2 separate regions of the Homo sapiens genome follow, and region 1 is linked to region 2. Evidence: chromatin loops called from intact Hi-C (ENCODE). Cell type or tissue: endothelial cell of umbilical vein. All regions are shown on one strand. Links, peaks and the distances in the headings refer to the core of each region. The heading gives the core; the rest is flanking DNA. Region 1 overlaps LOC105370273 (a long non-coding RNA gene). Region 2 overlaps NDFIP2 (Nedd4 family interacting protein 2).

The links. A loop is a pair of places that touch in the nucleus more often than their neighbours do. Peaks named below come from ENCODE experiments on the same cell type or tissue, not always from the same donor. Only the 100,000 strongest peaks of a DNase experiment are listed, where the experiment ranks them.
Region 1: it touches region 2 in a loop (4-fold over the local background); 8 of 110 quality-filtered maps call a loop at or near these places.

What each region holds. Positions count from the first base shown.
Region 1 is chr13:78,975,353-78,980,743 of GRCh38, reverse strand. It overlaps LOC105370273 (a long non-coding RNA gene), which reads left to right. Exons shown (of 5, transcript XR_942108.4): 2 at 1,009-1,099. Among named protein-coding and RNA genes, the nearest start is that of LINC00331, 140 kb to the right of the region's middle. In endothelial cell of umbilical vein, for the core only: a CTCF peak has its summit at 2,127 (motif pointing right); a DNase peak (open chromatin) is centred at 2,143.
Region 2 is chr13:79,538,979-79,544,369 of GRCh38, reverse strand. It overlaps NDFIP2 (Nedd4 family interacting protein 2), which reads right to left. Exons shown (of 8, transcript NM_019080.3): 4 at 4,595-4,688; 5 at 688-812. Among named protein-coding and RNA genes, the nearest start is that of LINC01068, 25 kb to the left of the region's middle. In endothelial cell of umbilical vein, for the core only: a CTCF peak has its summit at 2,725 (motif pointing right); a DNase peak (open chromatin) is centred at 2,699.

The DNA.
Region 1 (5,391 bases), core at 155-5,154, 560 kb after region 2:
TCAAGTCTTTAAAAGTGGAGAGAAACTATGATATTATATCAATAATTCTTCTCAAAATTTATCCACTGGTTGTAGTCCATTAATGATACTTTCCTGAGTCAATTATTATTATTAGGGCTGCCAAATGGTGGTTTTTCTAATTTCATAATTTCTTTAACATTTATTACAAATGTTGCCTTCCTATTGTTAGAAAACTTCCTTCTCATTCATATGTTTGTTTATATGTTTATATTAACATGAACTCATGGAGTTTTACCCTATCCAGTGGGTACAAACTTTTACTGTCATTATTTATTTTGATTCTAAATGGTCCCAGACTTGTCTGGTGGGGGCCCCTCAAGCTGGCTCCTAAATTTCATTTATTTCATTTTATTTTGAGACAGAGTCTCACTGTGTCACCCAGGCTGGAGTGCAGTGGCAAGATCTCGGCTCACTGCAGTCTCTGCCTCCTGGGTTCAAGCAATTCTCCTGTCTCAGCCTCCCAAGTAGCTGGGATTACAGGCGCCTGCCACCATGCCCAGATAATTTTTGTATTTTTAGTAGAGACGGGGTTTCACTGCATTGGCCAGGCTGGTCTCAAACTCCTGTCTTCAGGTGATCCACCTGCCTTGGCCTCCCAAAGTGCTGGGATTCAGGTGTGAACCACCATGCCTGGACAAATTTCACTGATATTTAATCAATTTTCAAGTGGTTTTCTTTGCATCTTATATTCACATCCCTACCAACCTCACACTTTGATCTTGTTGTTCTTTTAGTTTTGTAAACACTGCAAAGCAGCCATGTATACCCTTCAATGAAGAAGGATAAGTAATCACAAATTAGGATACTCTTAAAAAACTTGTCTTTGAAGACTTTATTCTTCATAATCAAATTTTACATAAAGCCAATCCCAATATCAATTTAGGGTGATAATGTAGGACAGTAACAGCAGCTGAATTTTGTGTTTTAAAGCAAACCTGCATTTTGATTTTTTTCCGATTATTTCATTCTCGATCACTTTATTTGCAGATTCAGAAAAGCCTGAATTTGCAAAAAGTTTGTTTCGATCATCATAGGCAAGGTGAAATAGAAAGTCGAAGAAATCATCTCGGTCATTACGGTAAAGTACCACTTCTTTCTGTGGGTAAAAGTATTCTTGGTTTTCTGTTTGTTTTCAGGGCTGAGAGTGTATGTGTGGGTGCAGAGGGTGGGCAGTGTGGGCGTCAGATGGAATAGGGGAAGAGGGAGAAGGTAGTGTGGGAGAGGGCCACCTACCCTACCCAAGAAACTTAGCAGGCTACAATGATAAAGTGTAAAGAACAATTACTCAATTAAGATTACTCTGTCTCTGTAAATCTACTTGCCTCTTTAGACACATTTAAAATATTATAGGATTTTAAGGTTTCCAGGGCTAATTTTAAGACACAAACCCCTAAGCAATGCACATGAAAAAAACAATACCTTTCCTTTGGGACTACCTTTTCAAACTCCAGTGTTTCAAATACAAATTACAGCAGATACATTTATGAAATGAGTGGCCATGGATCCTCTAGAAGTCCTTCAGCTAGGATGCTCAGCTTGGTGGCAAAGGTATGTTAGCATCCAGCCAGGACTCCAAAAGCCGTGATCCCATAATTGATCCGACTGAGACTGTGGAGGAATTTAAGCATAACATAATCCCTCAAATCATCTTTTGGCCCCAATTGCATGTTAACAGTTGCACAGAAATTAGGCTACACGTGTATTTATTATTTTGCAGCTTTGCAGACACAACAGTATATTCCCCCATCTGATTTATTTGATTGACAGAGGCCTTGTTTCGGTTGCTGGAGCTCCATTTCTCTGGCTCTAAGAAATTCAGAAAGTGGCAACCAGGGAAAAGACAAGCAACCAAATCTCCTGCTTTCACAACTGCAGTGCTGTCTGAGCTTGTGTCTGGACTATCATATACCATTACAGTTGATCAAGCTTAAAAAGCAAACTCAGATTTTCAAGCAAAGCAGTCACTGGAGTACATTTATGGATCGTGTTCTCATTCCAATACAGTCCCCAGGGGAGAAAGTGAACAGCACCAGGAATGGATCTGCTGTTTCCCTTCAATATAAGTTTTGCATAATACAGAAATGCTAGTCTGTAAACAATATGAACACCTGTCATACACATGACAACCAGAAGGTGGCACAGTCTTAACATTGACCAAGTTCTGTCAGCTCTACTGTTGAATCCAAGCAGATTTGTGATAACTGCTGATTGCACTATATACATTCATTTATGCATTTGTGTCTGTCCTCAACTACATATAAACAAACCTCTTCCTATGCCTGAAAACTGAGAACTCTTTGCTTGTTTCCATTTTCTTTTTATCCCCTCTCCCCTCCCCACCTATACAATTAATATTGTTTTGGTTTAAGCTTCAGAGGACTTGAATATTGCTCTGTATTTATCTTCCTGTTAGAAGCACTTGGTTCATGAAACCTAAATGGAGCCTCATGATTTGCATCTTTCTTATGTCTTATTTGTAACCGATTGCCATCATGAGAAGATCTTAATTTTATATTCATTCATTAGTAGAGTTTCATTCAAATAGTAATTAACTCTTTGATCAAAACTAACAAAATGAATTACTAGTATTGAGTGGTGTGCATTCATATAATTCAAAAGGAAATTATAAATTTCTGATGCGTTAAACATTAGATTTATATTGCAGGTTCCATTATAAAGAAAAGGCCATGAATTCACTAGTATTTTTCTTTCTTTAAGAGAAAAGAGAGCATGCCTTTGTATTTTATGAAACTGGATTTATTAAGATTCATGAGAGGCCTTAATGGTAAAAATGAACAGTGTGTAAAAAAGTTGGCAACATTTCATCACAACCTGTGAGTGCTGGCAATTGGCATCATTTTTATACCCAAAACGTACACTTCTCATGGCCACCAAGTAAACTCTTTAAAATTAGTTACCCTTCAATTGTGAATAAAACCAATTTCCCTGATGTGAATTCTTGTATTTATTATTTCTTGTTCATTTAGGTGGAAGGTCTAGATTGAAAATGGACCTCCTGTTTTCCAATATTTGGGACAGCTCCCTTCCACATTATCCCTCCATGCTTCCATGCTCACACCTCTCCACAAATGGGGGAGTTCCCTGTAAATTGTTCCTTTCACTTGGCCTTCTATGCATTCTCTCCTTCTGCCTCTGCCATCTGGCAGCCTTCCTGCCCCCACATGATGTCCTCTGTCCTTAGTCCAATATGCCTGTCAGAATGCTTATTGGGAGGGCAACCCTCTCCAACTGGGAAGCATACTTAGCCCCTACGTATAGGCGGCATCTAACATTGGTTGAACTAAACCATCACTTAGTCATGGGGAGTTCAAATAGCAACACAGAGAAAAGTCTATATTTACTTTTTAATAAGCATAAATCCTGAAGCGATGACTCATTCCTATGAGCACCCTTCCCTACTAAGTCCCCCTTAAAAAAAAAGGCACCACTTAAAAACCAGATTCTAGATATTTCTCTTTACAGAATATGAAGAAAGTAGGCTTAAGTGAAGCCAAGTGGGTAATATATACAAATATACATCTTTTTCCTTGTTGGACATTTTTGAAGGCTATTTTACAGGTATAAATAGGTCACACCTCAGAGAACCTAAACGTTTTATCTTATATGCCCTAACCTCAACCTTCTAGGCTTTAGAATCAATAATGGCATTTTTTTGTCCCCTCCGGTTCCATTTCTACTTAAGCCATAAACCACAGAAATGGAAGCTTAACCTCATACTGGCTGTGTGACATTTTGACTCTCCCCTCAGGGTCCTGAAATATCCCAGCATATGCCCATTCTGGCATAAATCAGAGAACGGCAAGCTCAGGGGACACCATATGGCCAAACGCCTGCATGTTACATTGGGGCATGCTGAGGCTTCAGGTACGCCCAGCTAGGCTTAGATCTGGTGTTGGTCTCATGGGCCAGAATTGAATTCTAAGAAGTCCTCTGGGGAGGACAGTCCAGCCTATGGAGGGCTGAGAATAGCTACTTCAACCTGGAAATGTTTCAAGAATCTACGCTAATTGAGATTGAATTGTCATCCTCTCATGTGAATCATCAACTACAGTCCTCTTCTGCTCAAGGATAAGTGGTGAAGTGAAGATTTACTTCTATAGGGGCCAAGTGGAGACAGTGCTCCACTCCTCCCTGACATAGCCTGGGTGCTTTAGGAACCAGGAGGTTTTCCTCCTCTCCAACTGAATAACACCATAGTAGGTCTAACAGATAAACGATAAAGCCTCAGGATTCTCATGCCAGTATACAGTAGGTGCTAAATAATGTTAAAGCGAACAAATAAGCTCTCAGGTTCCATGAAATTAAACGTAGGTGGTAGAAATAAATCTTGAAACTTTCCTTCTGCTCCCTCTTCTCTCTTCCCTGTGTCTTATAGATTCTGATTTTCTATTTAGCTCCAGAGTCTACATCAGAAGTTGTAGATTTCTTTTTGTGGAGATGTTGTTGAGGGTGTGATAAAGAAGGCTGGCTTGCAACAAAAGTCAGGAGAGCCCTTATGCTGTTTCCTTAATAAAGTATAATAATTCAAATCAATTAAATTTAAACTTCTTAGTAGTATAATATAATCAATTATGTACGTGAAAAATGAGGAAGACAAAGTAGATACAGAAAGGAGAATTTGGGGCCAGGTGCGGCAGCTCACACCTGTAATCCCAGCACTTTGGGAGGCCAAGGTGGCAGGATCACTTGAGGTCAGGAGTTCAAGACCAGCCTGGCCAACATGGTGAAATCCCATCGCTTCTAAAAAATACAAAAGTTAGCTGAGTGTGGTGGCATGTGCCTGTAATCCCAGCTATTCAGGAGGCTGAGGCAGGAGAATCGCTTGAACCCTGAAGCCAGAGGTTGCAGTGAACTGAGATCGCACCACTGCACTCCCACCTGGGTGACAGAGTGAGACTGTCTCATAAAAAAAGGAGAATTTGGAAAGGAATGGAAAAATAGAAAAAAATGTGAGGATGAGAAAGTGGGAAAGAGGTAGAGAGTAGGCTGTGATAATGTGTACCAAAGAAAAACAAACACGCAATTAGTTAGGCCAGTGATGTTTTTGAAGGATTGCTTTCCTCACTGTGCTTGAGTGCCCTCATTTGTAAATGTGTACTTTCTTCTGAAAACTGTTGTGGAGATAATATGAGTTTGGTGGTGAAAATACCTGGTATTGGCACATGGCATATGGCAAGCCCTCACAAAACTTAGCCATTATTTTTCTTTCCTTATGGGTAAATCAATATGATAAGGATGGCACATCTTTACAATTTAATTTTTAGATTTAAGGAAATTACAACAAAGATCCCAGTGGGTTTGGAGTGGAGGGAGATAATACAAGTATTAAATTCATTCAAAAGAATAAAA
Region 2 (5,391 bases), core at 225-5,224:
GTTAAGATGGGGAACTTGTCTCCCTACGCACTATCTTGTAAATTATAAGAAGGCAGGGGGTGACTTCAGGGAACAACAGGAAAATAAGGAAGGTTAGAAGAAGCATGAGGGAAAAAAAGAGTTCTGATAACCACTTCACAGGCCTTCACTTTTGAGCTCTCAATGTTTTCAAAAGAAAACAGTGAGAAGATATTTAAGGTCATGATAATGTGACTAAACGAGAAATTTTTATGTTTTAACTTAATTTAGGCATACCTGCACTATATCACAATAATAGTAGCCATGATTTACTGAGCACATATATTTGTGCAGTAACTGGATAAGGTACTTTAATTACATTATTTCCATACCTCATAAAAATCCTACAAGGCAGCTATTATCAGCCTATTATAAAGAAACTAATGCTCAGAACAATTAAATAAAGTTAAGACATATAAAAAAGATGAGATTCAAACTTAAATTTTTATTATTTCAAAGTTCTTTCCACTATATTAACAACTTCTCATATGATAAAGTTATAAAGTGTTCATACCACAGAGCTCACTATAATGATTAAGTATAGGATTTAAGAATAAGCCTTGAAATAACTGAATTCATGAAAATAAAGTGACCATTTATGAACCACACAGAAAATTTCATACATCTCATTTTAGAGATAAAAGAGATACAGGCTATCAAGACACTCACCCTGACAATAAGGATCCATTTGATCAAGGAAAGGCCAAATCCGCAGATAGCACCATACCTTCCAGCTATGGTATTGGTGATACAGAAGGATAAACAAAATCCAAGCCAGTTGAAAATAAATGCCACTAAAAGCAACAGAAACCGTTCTTTTATAAACCACAATTTGGAAACAAATTAACATAGACATATTAATAATATTTCATGGCTCAATGGAAACAGCAGCTCCCTTTCTTTTAACTCTGCCAATTAAGCCTTCTTTATAGACTATAGCCTACTTTTTGCAAATGGCTTATTTGCTATACTGTATATCAACAAATGGGTAAGCTTGGTTTCTTGTCAGTTTGGCCAACAGGAATCCATTCCTGAAAGCTTATCATTAATGGTTGTAACTGCAGTTATAAACTAGCTTAAAACCAGATCACAATGTATCTCACATGTGGTTCCACCCAAGAAGTCCAGCCTAAGCAATCAGCCAACAAAATTGGCTTTTTAAAAAAGGTAAAGCAGGCCAGGCACAGTGGCTCATGCCTGTAATCCCAGCACTTTGGGAGGCCAAGGCAGGGGGATCAGCTGAGGTCAGGAGTTCGAGACCAGCCTGGCCAACATGGTGAAACCCTGTCTCTACTAAAAATATAAAAATTAGCCGGGTGTGGTGGTGGGCACCTGTAATCCCAGCTACTTGGGAAGCTGAGGCAGGAGAATTGCTTGAACCTGGGAGGTAGAGGTTGCAGTGGGCCAAGATCACGCCACTGCACTGGAATGTGGGCAACAGAGCAAGACTCCGGCTCAAAAAAAAAAAGGAAAAAAAAGGTAAACAAAACAATAAAATTGAATACTTGACAAATACTTTATGGGTTTCCTCAGCTGTAATTACAATTCTTAGATGTTCCTTTTCTGAATTTACTTATGCTATGTAATGTCATGTAAAAGCTATATAAAAAACAGCTTTTTGTGGACAGAATAAGACATCAATGTTTTGTTTTCCAAGATGTGTCAAGATGTGTAGTGTCCAGATAACCCCTTTAAAAACTGTAACTTTTTGACTTGTATATGGTAGGTGCTCAAAAGAATAAACTGAATAAAGATGCTTAACATCAATTGTTAGGGAAATAAAAATTAAACCACAATAAGATACCATCACCAAACTATTAGAATGTCTGAAAAAAAAAACAAAAAACAGAACAACACAAAAAAACCATCAACACCAAATACGGGCAAGGACACAGAGCAACAGGAACTCTCATTCATTGCTGGTGGGAATGCAAAATAGTACAGCCACTTTGGAAGACAGTTTGGCAATTTCTTACAAATCAGAATTCACATTTCAAAACACCCTTCTAATTATTTTAAGGTTACAAATACCTTCTCTTTCTGTTTCCCTCAAGTCTAAAATGATAATAATGCAGGTGATTACTTATTATCATGGCATGCTGATGTGAAGATTCACACACGGTACAAATGGCTAAACCTCAGAAGAAAAGTTTTCTAAACAGGATCAAATAAGAGCCCATTACATTTTGAAGTACTAAAATTTAAGGTCATTTCCATAGACTGTCAATTATCCATAAACTTTTCATTTCTAGTATTTGGCAAATAACCAAATTCTGTTCCATTCTCTTAGAAAATTTCTTAAAAATAAGATCAGAGATATGCACATTAGGCATGTATCTGAGGCATTTTATGGTAACACTTTAAAAGGATTTTGAGAAGCAAAAGCATTATTACAAACATTTCTTCTTTTACATTTTCTGAACAAGAATATGCAATTATCTTACCAAATTTAAGTGTAAACTTTTTTTAGGTTATGTGAGGTAAAACACTGAAAATAAAGAAGGAAAGAATTAAGCCACCAAAAGGTTTTAATTGAAATAGTCTTATTGATATTCACTGTAATTTTACTTGTGCAAGTTATATAACCTGAAATGCTTAAGTTATAATTAAACCACACTAAAAATAAAATCTATTTCTGGACCTTTTTACCCACAGTAGCTATTAGATATTTAAGAAACACGGAAAATATAGCAAGTTGCAATTTGAAAAACAGCCACTAGATGGTAGTGATGACAAACAAATCTATGCTTATCAAGCAAATAAACTCTAGGCCTATAGCCTGCCAGAAAAAAAAATCAGGAAATACAGGTAAAAATATAAATTTACTGTTATAATGTTGGTACAATATTTGTAAAACAGGAAGCATTAAATATATAAGTTGTGGAAACAATTTAGTAAAAATTTAGTAAAATATATATTAAATCTATTAAATATAAATATATACATTTACATTATATTAACTAATATACTACCACTGGCTAAGAATAAAGTCATCCAGTGTGTCTAAGTTACCATGCATTTATAACACATCAGTGAAAGGGCTTCAAATCTAAAAAATTAAAATTAAAAAGAAGATACTGGTGGTAAGTGAAATAAACGGAGAAATAAGACTTCTGAGTTGCATAATTAGAAGGTGTCAAATAACATGTTTTTATTCCCCAGAACCAGGTATTTATACTAAAAATAATACAATATATTTAGATCCTTTCCTTTCTAATTAAGGTTTCTTAAAAGGTATAATAACAATGAAAGTAATGAATGTTTAAGCTACTCTTTTTTGTAAACAAACTGTGAGAAGTTTGTTATTAAAATGTTATTAATATATAGGATTACCAGTTAAACCAAAATTAAGATAAAAACCAAGGTTCACAGGACTAATATTACAAAACAGCACTCATTTGTAACCACAGTTTATTTCCTTTTTATTATACCTAACATTATATAACTAGAAATTGTAACTAAAACCAATTTAAGATTTAAATCTTGCATATACATTAGCTGGTTGACAACGTGAACATTACAATTAGTAAATTTGAGGAGCTGTCTGCCCTCCTTGCTCATTCCCCTCCCCGTCTTTTCTTCAGCAGATGAAAATAGAAGGGAAGCAAGAAACCATTTCAAACTTGGAGGACAGGGTTTACATGGACTTTCAGACTCAAAAGTGACAACTCACGAAGGCTGTATTTTCTACTTTTTAAAGCTGAATGTGGCACTTTAAATAAGTAAATTATTTCTCGGTTTTATGATCATAATAAAGCTTTTAACTAAATTGAATTAAATCAGCATTCTATCCAAGAATGAAAGCTTGATCATTTAACCAGATTGAGGGCAGAAATTAACTATATCATAGACTAATAAACTTACTTAAATGAATATTGGGTTTCTACCACTGGCTTTAGTAATTTAAACAGTTGATTGGGCATCTTATTATTTAATGAGTTTACTATGTCAATCCCTGTATTATGAATTGAAATAATGAAGACTTTGACACAGTCTTCCCTCAAGAAGATTAAATTTACTTTATAAGTCAAATACTAAGAATTCTGCAAGATGTTAAAATGTTACTGTTTCTGATCTTCTAACTACTTAACATTCCCCCAAATAAGACTTATACTTTCATAACTGTCTGTCCCAAGTGACACTGTTCCAGTTGCCCAGAATATCTGTTTTTCCAATCCTTCTTCTAGCTTAAGGACACTCAAATGGAAATCCTCTGCCCCAATAGTGCAATTTATAGTTTCATTCTATACGCTCCTACAGAGCTGAATGGGCACCAATATAGCAGTATTTCTCTTTAAAAATCTGAAATAGCTTAAATATGCTTATGTACTTTTACATGTCAGCATCTTCATAATGGCTGCAACGCATAAATTTATCCAACAAGAGTTTGATAAATTCTAGGATTTGTATTTAAACATATGATCACAGTATTCATTAGTCCAATATCAGGAACAATTTACATTTTAAGAAAGGTAGACATATGCTAACAATATTTGCTTCTCTTCACTATGTTACTTTAATACACATACAGCCAATTCATAAAAACAACCCAAAATAGTTTAGGAAGATTACTTACTGAAAAATGCCAGCATGAAAATGCCATCATTCCCCACTCTGAGCTGGTCTGCATCACTGAAGTCATCTCTTGGTGGACACTCTTCCTCCTGAATCTGTAAATATGTAACATTGGAATAGCTCACTAAAAATTACAACTTTATCATCTTAAATGTAAGCATAAGAACTTCAGCAACATCTAATGTTCTCAATTTGTTGTATAGACAAATGCAATAATGAGTACAATGTCTGGCACAGAGTAATCAATAAGCATTAGCAACTAATATTTTTTCACAGTCACATTTGAAAAGAGTAACTTTAAAGATAAACACAAAAAAGATAAAAGATGAATAACATCAAACTCATAAAAATGGTATCAAGAAGATACATGTGACAGTGCTCCATTAGTAATGACTGGGAAATAAGAACTTTCATAACCAGTGGTGGAGTATAAATTGGTACAACTTATATTGTTGGCAATTTTGCAATAATTATCAAAAATAAAAATGTGCATACCCTATGATCCAGCAATTCCAGTTCTTAAAATACACTGCACATATATATATATGTATACACACACACACATATTCCCTCTTATAAAAATGATGTATTAAAGATAATTCATTCCAGCAATGTTAATAAGAGCAAAAGATTAGATACAATCTAAATGCCCATCAACAGCAGACTATGTTAGGAGACAATTCTCCCCAAGTCTATCATGTTTCTACATGTCTTCCAGGTAGAGGCATTGGTGGCCTTTTTTCTGGAAAAGCTGCCGGCATTCGATGCCAGTCCCTCAAGCAGCCACAGAGCTGTACA